Regions from separate parts of the Homo sapiens genome. Here region 2 is linked to region 1. The links are chromatin loops, found by intact Hi-C in ENCODE. Cell type or tissue: pancreas. All regions are shown on one strand. Links, peaks and the distances in the headings refer to the core of each region. The heading gives the core; the rest is flanking DNA. Region 1 overlaps COBL (cordon-bleu WH2 repeat protein). Region 2 overlaps GRB10 (growth factor receptor bound protein 10).

Evidence for each region. Peaks named below come from ENCODE experiments on the same cell type or tissue, not always from the same donor. Only the 100,000 strongest peaks of a DNase experiment are listed, where the experiment ranks them.
Region 2: it touches region 1 in a loop (2.8-fold over the local background); 28 of 110 quality-filtered maps call a loop at or near these places.

Annotation. Positions count from the first base shown.
Region 1 is chr7:51,132,733-51,138,108 of GRCh38, forward strand. It overlaps COBL (cordon-bleu WH2 repeat protein), which reads right to left. Exons shown (of 13, transcript NM_015198.5): 6 at 3,426-3,599. Among named protein-coding and RNA genes, the nearest start is that of COBL, 180 kb to the right of the region's middle. In pancreas, for the core only: no CTCF peak of the experiment used is centred there; no DNase peak of the experiment used is centred there.
Region 2 is chr7:50,768,461-50,773,836 of GRCh38, forward strand. All of the region lies in intron 2 of GRB10 (growth factor receptor bound protein 10), which reads right to left. Among named protein-coding and RNA genes, the nearest start is that of GRB10, 12 kb to the right of the region's middle. RefSeq lists enhancers at 403-982, 983-1,563. In pancreas, for the core only: no CTCF peak of the experiment used is centred there; a DNase peak (open chromatin) is centred at 3,091; H3K27ac peaks cover 1,348 bases.

The sequences.
Region 1 (5,376 bases), core at 60-5,059:
CTCACCTTCTGGTGAGGCCTCAGGAAGCTTTTACTCATGGTGAAAGGCAAAGGCGGATTAGGCATGTCACATGGTGAGAGAGGGAGCAAGGACGGAGGGGCTGCCACACACTTTTAAACAATCAGATCTCAGGTAAACTACCAGAGAGAGAACTCACTCATCCCCATGGGGATGGCACCAAGCCATTCATGAGGGATCCATCTCCATGACCCAAACACCTCCCACCAGGCCCCACCTCCAACTGGGATCACATTTCAACATGAGATTTGGAGGGGACAAACATCCAAACCATATCACTCAGTATAGGAAGGGGGCTCTAACCCAAATGCAAGAGCAGCGAGCAAGAATTCCAGCAGCTGCCTAGGGTCCAGGACAAAGGGAGAGTTCACCGTCTCTACACAGCACGATGGTGAGAGGACAGTGTGGGCCCCAGGAGATGAAGCAGGAAGAAAATCCTGTGCAGAACAGACAATTCGTCTGTCCTCCCAGATGAGGGTTCCCTGGGTCCCAGTGAGAAGGAGTGGACGCTACTGATGTGTTTTAACACATAACTTTAGGCCTAAGCTAACTTTATGGAAAACTGCATATAATTATTATTCTACAGCACAGATGGATTCATTTTGAGGTAACTTTCCTACTGAAGAATCTCTTAGCAGATCTGTTGCCTTTGAGTAGTCAAAATTCAGAGCCAGCAGCTGAGGGAGGTAGTTTGCTATGAAGGGGTGGTTCTCAAAGTGGGGTTCACCGGAGCGGCAGCACTTAAGATGCAAATGTTCAGGCCCCATCCAGACCTACTGAATCAGCGCTCAGGTGGGGCCCAGGAAAATGTGTTTTAACAAGCCCTTTGGGTGATCTGATGCCCGCTCAAGTCTCAGAAATCCTGAGAGCATAAGGTGCCTTAATGTGTACAATCAATCATTCTGGTCTGAAGTTTCCACATAATAAAAGCTGCATTCACAGTACTGTGGGAAGAGCCATGGGATCTGAGAAGAGCATTCGGTCACCTCCAGGCTCTAACACCTCTGGGAAAACCTCTTCAAAAAATACCTTTAGAAATAATAAACACACATGATCAAATTATGAATACATAATCAGGTGACAAATACTAACTATGGTTACAAATTTTAGAAAATTTTCAGATGAACTGGAGGATGGCTAATATTATCCCACCGTTAGGACTTGAAGAAGCAAATATTGAATTTTTTAAACTAGTTGATACAAAATAATATTTTAAAATATACAAATGTAGGCATTCTCATTTTCTTACAAACTAGTCATGTCCCTGAAAATGAACCTTTCCTCCTTGTTCAGGACACTGGTGTTAGTAACAGTTGCATATAAATAAGGCTTCCCAAACAAACATCTTATCTTTATATGGAAGGAAGTTCATGAAGAAGGAATTGACGTTCTTCCCCAACAACGACGACAATACATTTTTGGGTTCCTTTTCCAGAAATTAGTAAATAACAAAATACCTTTCAGTTTAAAAAAGCATGTTCATAGCAAATGCTTAAATCTAATCCATATGCCACTCATATGCTTAAAAAGGAAGATGGTTTCCATGAGCCAATTTCTCCACGCATTCTGTGCCAAATAAAACAGATTTCAGCAAAAAGCTTTTACTGCCTCAGAGGAAACTCTGTTCATTCTACAGGGTATAAAGTACTATTTATTTTTCATTCAGAATTCCCAATTCTCTACTTACTGCACATTTTCCCACTCAAGCAGGCTTTATCCACTGTGGGTAAGCACATTAAATGCAGAAAAATACAACATCTCTTCTGGGTGGAAGAAATTTTTAAAATGCTGGTACAGTTCACCATCTACATTTTATCGCATTAACAAAATACAATTCTTATTAAAAGAAAAAAGCTGACATAATATTGATCCTGGAAGTCATACTTTTTATTACTAACTAAAGAAACCTATCCTAAGCCAAAGCAAAAAGATATTCCCAGGGGCATGTAGCTGGGAAAGGCCAATGCTATCAATATGGTCTGCATATTATAAAAAAGTTCAGAATCTACATCCAAGCAAATTAATGAGACACACTGCAGAAAATCAGAAGAAATAGCTTTGTGTTTTCCATTTGCATCATCTTATCATGGATGCATACAACAAAAAGGTACCATTTGTGCCTAAATTTATTTTTATGAAAACACAGCTAATATATCATGAAGAACTCAAAATAAGTCAGTTACATTAGGATATATGTATACATTCCTTTTTTTTTTATTTTTTATTTTTGAGACAGAGTTTCTCTCTTGTCACCCAGGCTAGAGTGCAGTGGCGTGATCTTGGCTCACTGCAACCTCTGCCTCCTGGGTTCAAGCAATTCTCCTGCCTCAGCCTTCTGAGTAGCTGGGACAATAGGCGTGCACCACCATGCCTGGCTAATTTTGTATTTTTAGTAGAGACGGGATTTCACCATGTTGGCCATGGTTGGTCTTGAACTCCTGACCTCAGGTGATCCTCCTGCCTTGGCCTCCCAAAGCGCCGGGATTACAGGCGTGAGCTACTGCACCCGGCCTAGAAAATATTTAAGAGATGCAAAAATAAAAATATTTTCTTTGAAAATGTGTTCCACTACAGGCTTTTCAGATAGATTTTTAGGGATATGAAGGACTAAGGATGGAAGCAGGATGGTCTCTGAGACCCAGGGATAAAGAACAACCATGAAGGAACAGAGATGGATGACCAGAGGACCGACTTGCAAAAATAGATGGACAGACGGACATACCTGGACAGAACGACAAGCAGGCTGATAAGGAAATTACATGACATGTCAGGACCCCGCCATTTGGTATCTGCTGCTATAACTTTTTATCAAGATCCAGGGACCAAGCCTCACATTCAGGAGGCACAGACTTAGTTTTTAGGGTATTTTGAGAGCAAATGAGCAAAAAGGGGCTTTGAACCTAAAGACTAGCAGGGGCGTGACACTCTCAAACTATGCAACTGGGCTAGGCCACATGACACATGCGGCAAGAGTTAGGAAATAAAGTTCTGCCACAGAATGAATGGACTCTGAATTTGCTTTCTGTAAATGTTGGCATTTGTGGCATGCTGCCTCCACAGGAAGCTGGGATGCAGTCAGTCAGAAAAATCTCAGTCCAGGGAAGAAGACTGCATCCTTATCTTTACAGCTGCATGGTGGATCTGACATATTAGGGTATGTGGGGAGCAGGACTGGGCTGCTGGGTGTATCCTGACTGCCTTGGGGAACTCAGCTTCTCAGAGTTAAAATCATGAGCCCTTCCTGGCATCTTGCCTTTACTTTTAAATAAAGCTTAAATACTTGCCCCCAACACTCCAGTCGCTACAGCCACAAACATGAAGGATTACTGTGTTCCCAGGGAGCTTTGGAACAATCAACTGTGTCACTGAAAAGATGCTTTGGTTGTGAGAACAGCCCACTGCCCTACCTTTTCCGATGCCTTGTCTTGCACAGGTGGCCCTGAACCTGGAGGAGGAGGGGCTCGGCGCTTCTTCATCTCCGACTTCACGGACACCCCTGAGATGCTGCCCAGCGAGAGGGATGGACCCAGCGTAAGAGAACGTGAGTGCATGGATGGGGAGTTGGGGGTCGTTAAACAGCCCTGTTGGGGAAGAGACAAACAGAAAACCAAATCAGTATGAGATGACTTCTCCCCGTATGAATGCTCACATGAAGACAAAGTTCCAATCCGTCCACCTGAGCTTGAACGGCAGCTGTTTCTACAGTCAGCTTGAATGGTCTGAGCAAGCCCTGCCTGTAGCTTTCCAGGGAAAACTGGAGAAGATGCTGCAGGACAGACTCATGCTGTGAGGCTCCCTTTCTTAATCATGAAGGCCATGGCAGACTCTTTAAGCCATTAAGAGAACACTTAGCAGCTAGAATCATTTAAACTTCTTGACCAACCTGCAGGTGTGAACTGGCCTCCTTAAAACTTTAACCCATTGTCAGAATGAGCTCTTAGACACTAAAAAGAGGAAGGAACTGATCAAGAAATACATCTTCATGAGGAAGACACCAACAGTCTTGGTCATCTTGGGAAGTACTCCACTTGTTGCCAGGAGGGGGCTTATGTTTCTTCTAATTTTCAGAAGTTATGAAAACTGACAATGTGGTATAAGCAGTATGCTGTGAAGACTGTCTAGGACCATCAGTACCGTACTTAGTGACAGATACCCAATAAGCTGAAAGAAATACAAGCCAACACACTAATTGCTCTCAAGGGACAATTTCTACACCAGGCGGAGCAGGCTACAGGACACACAAACTTTTTGAATCTTTTTTCTCCCTAAGGTCTGCTTAATAGAATCATGTAAGTGCTAGTGCAGAAAGCATTCGGGGAACCAGCAGAACCAGCACTCTAACTTCAAACTGAAAACAAGATGGTACCATGCTGTGTCCTGGTGCCTCTTCTCTCCTAGCCCTGGCAGATCTTCCACCTGTTACCATGGACACAGTCAACACTGAGAGCCAATGCAGTATAGGGGTTAAGCCCACAGACCTTGGAGACACTACCTGGGTTTGATTCCTTCTTTTGACCTTAGACGAGGTATTTTTTGGTGTCAGGAGTAAGATACAAACCTTGGGCAAATTTTTAATTTCTCCCTACCCCAGTTTATCTCCTGTAAAACTGGGGTAAATAATAGTTCCTGCATTACAAAGCTATCATGTGAATCAAATGAGTGACTGGATGTAAAAGAGCTTGAAAGAGTTCTTGGCACATTGGCTGGGTGTGGTCATGCTCACCTTTAGTGCTAGCTACTTGGGATGCTAAGGTGGGAGGATCTCTTGAGCCTGAGTTTGAGGCTGTAGTGAGCCATGCTGGTGTCATTGGAAGACAGAGTGAGATCCCACTTCTTTAAAAAAAAAAAAAGGAGTTCTTGGCACAAAGTAAGTACCCAATATGTGTTAGCTATTATGATTATTACACTTGCTTGTTTGTATCTTTGTCTCCCATTAAGATGTGAACTCAATGAAGACAGTAATTATCACTGATTTTTACTGAGAACTGTATGTAATCCCAGCTCCAAACAGTTCCTGGTAGGTGGAGGGCCCTTCAGTCAACCTTCCTGAGACAATGAATAGACAGATGACCCTCTGGGTCACTATGCTTTCATATTTTACATAATAAGCTTGTGGGTAAGATTTCATTTGAACAACTAGTTCTCCATATTTAAAATGAAGATATAAAGGAAATCCATCATATTAAACAATAGCCCAGTATTATTTGTGCTCAGACACAAATGCTGTTGCTCTACCAGTTATACTATCATTTGTTTTCCTGAAAAAAAATTGAGTCACAGATTTTCTTGTGCTTAAATATTAAAGCCAAAGGACAAAGCACTCCATGAAGGCTGCTTTTTACGCCATTAGTGCTTCCC
Region 2 (5,376 bases), core at 293-5,292, 360 kb before region 1:
CTTCCTTTATAATCACCTCTATGTTTCCCCTTAGTCCTGAAATTCAGTATTCTTTCATTAATTCACTCAGTACACACTTACCATGTCATCACTATGTTCTCAATCTTAGCATTGTCACTTACAGAGCCACCTCCAACATGCTCCCTAATCTGGTTTCTGTAGGTCTGTGAATGCAAGATGCCAAAAGTGCAACCAAACTTCACCCATTGGTCAAGATCGTAGAATGATGATCTCAACAGAAGCAGCTTGTGGCAAGCATGACCGACCATTGCTTTTATCAGTTCTGCAAAAGCTGCATGCAAGGATTCTGGAGGAGCTTGTTCACAAGTGTCTGAAAGGGGGCCCTCAGCTGTTGATGAGGCCCACAGGGAACCGCCCTCCACAGTTGGTAACTTTAGTTCTAGCTATTCTCAAATCATTGGCCAAAGAACAGCTCCTCCTTTTCTATTTCAGGACGTTTACTTCTTGGAACAGAGGCAAAGCCAAAGGGAGAAAAGTGGAGCCCCATTCACTGGGCTGATGAACAGAAAGCTACCCGGGACCACAGACACGACTGGTATGCAGGCAAATCATTCTGATGCCCACCTCTGAACTCAGGGGAATCCATCTTAAAGCATCCACTACTCCCCATGAGAATGGAGTCCCCATGATGAGGCTGTGTTCTAATCAAAGCTAATTCAAACTTCCTTCACTCCATCAAAATCCACTCTTAGCATTTCATTACACATCCTCCTCTCCGCAATTTGAGCCATTGAAAGAGTCACAACAATCGAATTTCAAACTGTCTCCTGTTAACATTACTAAGTTTCCTCTGAATCTTTTTAGAATTCCATTGTCCTCCACTGTTGTGATGCTAAGTAGTCAGGAATCTGACCAGAGCCATGGAGCCACACAGGAGGTCGGGCTTCCCAGGAGGAAAGAGAGTCCTGGGACCCGAGAAAGAACCTGTCCTTCATATCCACCAAAACCACCTGCTTAGCTTCTCTTGGCAAATATAGATCAGGTCCTCTTCACTTCCCCCATCCTTCCTGACAGAGGAAAATGGGTCCACGGTCATGAATGTCTCACCCTCCCTCCAAGGCTGCCCTTCTACAAAGTCAGCTCATGGCCAGTTTTGTGCACCCTGTACCCCATGGTTCAGGGGTCTCTGAGCACCACACTAAGGACCTTTGTGCTTCAGGAGGTGGTGAGACTCACAGGGCCTCTGACAGGGCACAACACAGCCACATCTGTGTGTGTACTCAAAGACTGTCAGCCTGCAACAGCAGTGGGGAGGAAGAGAATGCAGATCCCTGCTTTCTCTGCAACACCCTTCTCTCCTCAGCTCCTTTACATGTCAGGTAAAAAAAAAAAGCCAGCCTTCTTATTCTCCCGTTGCTGTCGATTAACACTCCTTTGTTCCAAGGCACTCTCGGGTGGATGATCGAATGACGTTGGTATCACAGTTTCTTTTACAAACCTTCAGTCTTCCCCCCAGTAAAGGTGACCTGAGGATAGAAACGGTCGTATATACCTGGGCAGCCAACACAGGACACATCACACTGGCTCAACAAACACTGGGGGAAGAGACAGAGAGACAGCTGCCTATGCTTGTGCATCACAGCCCCCACACTCAAGCTGTGCCAAGCTTCCCAAGAGTCCCTCAAATGCTGCTGCCCTGCCTGGTCCCAGGCTCTCTAGACTCAGGCGACTGAAGCTAATCACTTCATCTAGTTCCATCAAGGTGGTATGCAGCATCTAGCATTACCACTTCCAGGCTGCATCCACGTTTTAACACAAAAAGGGATAAAATTTTTCTAGAAGACTGAAGAAGTAAGTTCCCTCATTTGGCACATAATAGTTACGGACCAAGTATCCTCAAGATCTCTCTGAGGCCTAAGCTGCTGAGTTTCTGATTCAAACAACAGACACAAGAGAACAAGCAGAGGAACTGGTGGTTCCCAAGCATCTATCTGAATTCAGTGAGGGGGTGTTGCAGCCCCTGGCCTCCAAGGTCTCTGCCTAAATCCCCACACCTGTGCTTCCACCTGTGGTAGCCTCTCACATGGTACCCTGGTATGAGTGACCTCACCCCTATGGCAAGACCTCCAGGAGTGGTAAAGCCAAAATTATCTTCAAGATAGTAAGATACGATGTGTCCTTGTCCCTTGCATTCCGTCGCGAATGCACAGCGGAGTTTTCTAGAGGCCAAATAGCATAAGACTGATTGCAGGTGGCAGGGGGATGGGGGGATCCAACTACCTTCTCTTAAAGCAGACATTAAAGGGATTTAAAAAGTACAAAACAATGACACTCTTCCCATTTTTTTTGTTTTTGAAAATACAGCTTTTTTCCATAAAAGATGTTATGTTTACATATAATGGGTGAATATTCTTTTTACATGGAGAAAAAATATTTTTTAAATGCCTGTCAATTCCTAAAATAGTAAATTTCAATATATACAGCCACATAACCACAGCTCTTTGGGGCCTTCAGTAATTTTTAACAGTGTCAAGGCGCCCTAGGACCCAGCCCTGGGGGTGCTCCCCTGGGAATCTCAGCCCTGCCCAGCACCCAGGACTTCAATGTGCCCTGTGGAACAGTCTGACAGAAGCCAAACCTCCACCCCTAGACATGGAACTGCTGCCCAGTGAAACTCTGCAAAGAATCTTAGTTTTTATGGAGTAAGAGTCCATGGAGACTTCTTCATTCAGAAAGATTTTCTTAAAAACAATATTGAATTTGAGACCTGGCCACACAAATGAACATCACTGGCCAGAAACCATGTGCTACTCAGCCTGCTCCACACAATCAGCAGGACATTCCATTCCGGTCCACTCCACCAGTCTACTCCTCCAGGGCCAGTTTGAAGTAGGGGGTCCCAGAGGGTCACTGCCTTTGAAAAGTGGCTCAACTGTTCTCCCCAAAGGTTTGTCCTGCTTGTTGATTCTGGCAAGATGCATAGCTCCAGGTCATTTAGAATGTTCCTCCCCTGCCTCCTGCATAAGCCACACGAACAGCGAGAGTCAGAAGGAAAATGTCATATGTCCAGTATTTCCAGTTCAAAGTACAGCCAGCAGGACGGACTGCCCCCCTGGGGTTGCCAACACTCACAGGTGGCCAGAGCTTCACCATCTGCCCTCTCCCTGTGTTAAAACAGGAGCCAAAACTAAACAGCACACATCAGCGCCCAAGATTCGTGCTACTCTCAACTGATACTGCTCTTGGCTATCTGTGCCATTTTGTTTAAACTGGTAGAAGAGACCAGAACCCGCAGCCCAGTAGGAATGAACCCCAGGCCTCCCCACAGCTTCAGGGCAACGTCCTCCTCTCTCTGCCTGCTGCAGGATTACCACTCTCAGGATTCAGCACAATGCTTAACAAGAGGAAAGAGGATCTATTTCTGACCTGGCAACATGAGACTTACTCTTCTAAACGGGGCATGGGCCTTCATCATATCTATTGTTTCAACTCATGAGTCAGGATATTACAAAGGTAGAAAGTTCTTACCTGTAGGAAGCCAAAATCCACCCTGAAAAGTCATTACAAAGCCAACCTCACTTGAATGGCACATGTGTCCCCTAAACCTGGTACTGAAGTACAAGAGGCGAAGTGAAATTGTGATGCGGATGTGGATCTATTCAGGCGACCTCCTTCAACACCACCACGGCCCTATGGTCTCAATCATTTTAAGACAAAAAGGGAAAAAAGTTGTGAGAACCTTGGTATAAGAACCCCCCTTGCCTCTGAAAGACACTCAAAACCTAAGGCATTTGCTGTAACCCTCAAGACCACAAAATGGCCACTAGGTCTGGAAAGAAAGGTGAACTGACGCCACACTATAACATAAAACAAAATCATGTTACTTGTGTCTCCCAACTCCCCAGCCACCTCGTTCTGGTCTTCTAGACCACATTCTCGATGCAAGAGTCCCAGGACAGTCAAAGAATACAGAATCATTCCCGAAACATTCCACCAAGGCAAGGGAATTAAATATCTGTTAATGTCTGTTATAAATTCCACAGCAAACATCATACTCAATGGCGAAATAGTGAAAGCTTTTCCCCAAAGAGTGGAAACAAGACAGAATTCTTGCTTTTGTCACTTCTACTTAACACAGTATTGGAAGCTCTAGCCAGAGCAATTAAGTAAGAAAAAGAAATGAAAGCCATCCAAATTGGAAAGGAAGAAATAAAATTATCTGTTAAACTCTTAGAAGAAAACATATGCAAAAATCTTTATATGGACATTGGATTTGACAATGACTACTCAGATATGACACCAACAGCACAGGCAACAAAAGAATAAAATAAATGAACTTCATCAAAAATTAAAAATTTTTGTGCGTCATAGGACACTACGAAGACAGTGAAAAGACAGCCTGCAGAAAAGGACAAAACAGTTGCGTATCACATAACTGATAAGAGTATTAATATCTAGAATATATAAATTCCTACAACTGAGTAACAAAAAGCAAATCAAAACCACAATGAGCAATCATCTGATGCCTTGTATTAGTCCGTTTTCATGCTGCTGATAAAGACATATCAGAGAACTGGGCAATTTACAAAAGAAAGAAGTTTAATGGACTCATATTTCCACGTGGCTGAGGAGGCCTCAAAATCATGACAGAAGGTGAAAGGCATGTCTCACATGGTGGCAGACAAGAGAAGAGAACTTGTGCAGAGAAACTCCCCTTTATAAAACCATCAGATCTCATGAGACTTATTCACTATCACTAGAATAGCATGGGAAAGACCCAACCCCGTGATTCAATTACCTCCCACCAGGTCCCTCCCATAGCATGTGGAAATTATGGGAGCTACAATTCAAGATGAGATTTGGGACACAGCCAAACGATGTAACACCTATTAGGACAGCTATAAGGAAAGAAAGGGGAAGGGGAAGGGGAAGAAAGGCAAGGGAAGAGGAAGCGGAATGGGAAGGGAAGGGGAAGGGAAGGGGAAGGGGAAGGGGACGGGGAAGGGAAGGGGAAGGGGAGAAAGGGGAAGGGAGGGGAGGGGAAGGCAGGGGAGGGGAAGGCAGGGGAGGGGAGGGGAGGGGAGGGGAGAGGAGAGGAGAGGAGAGGACAGGAAACGAAAAATGCCAAGTGTTGGCAAGAATGTGGAGAAACTGAAACCCTTGTGCATTATTATTGGGAATGTAAAATGGTGCAGCTGCTCTAGAAAACAGTTTGGCAGTTCCTCAAAAAGCTAAGCATAGAATTACCATATAATGAAGCAATTATAATCTAGACATATATACAAAAACATGGAAAGCAAGTACTCAAAGATAGTTATACACCAATGTTTACAGAAGCATTATTCACAATACCCAAAAGGTAGAAACATAAATGTCCATCAACAGTTGAATAAACAAAAAGTAGTATATACATAC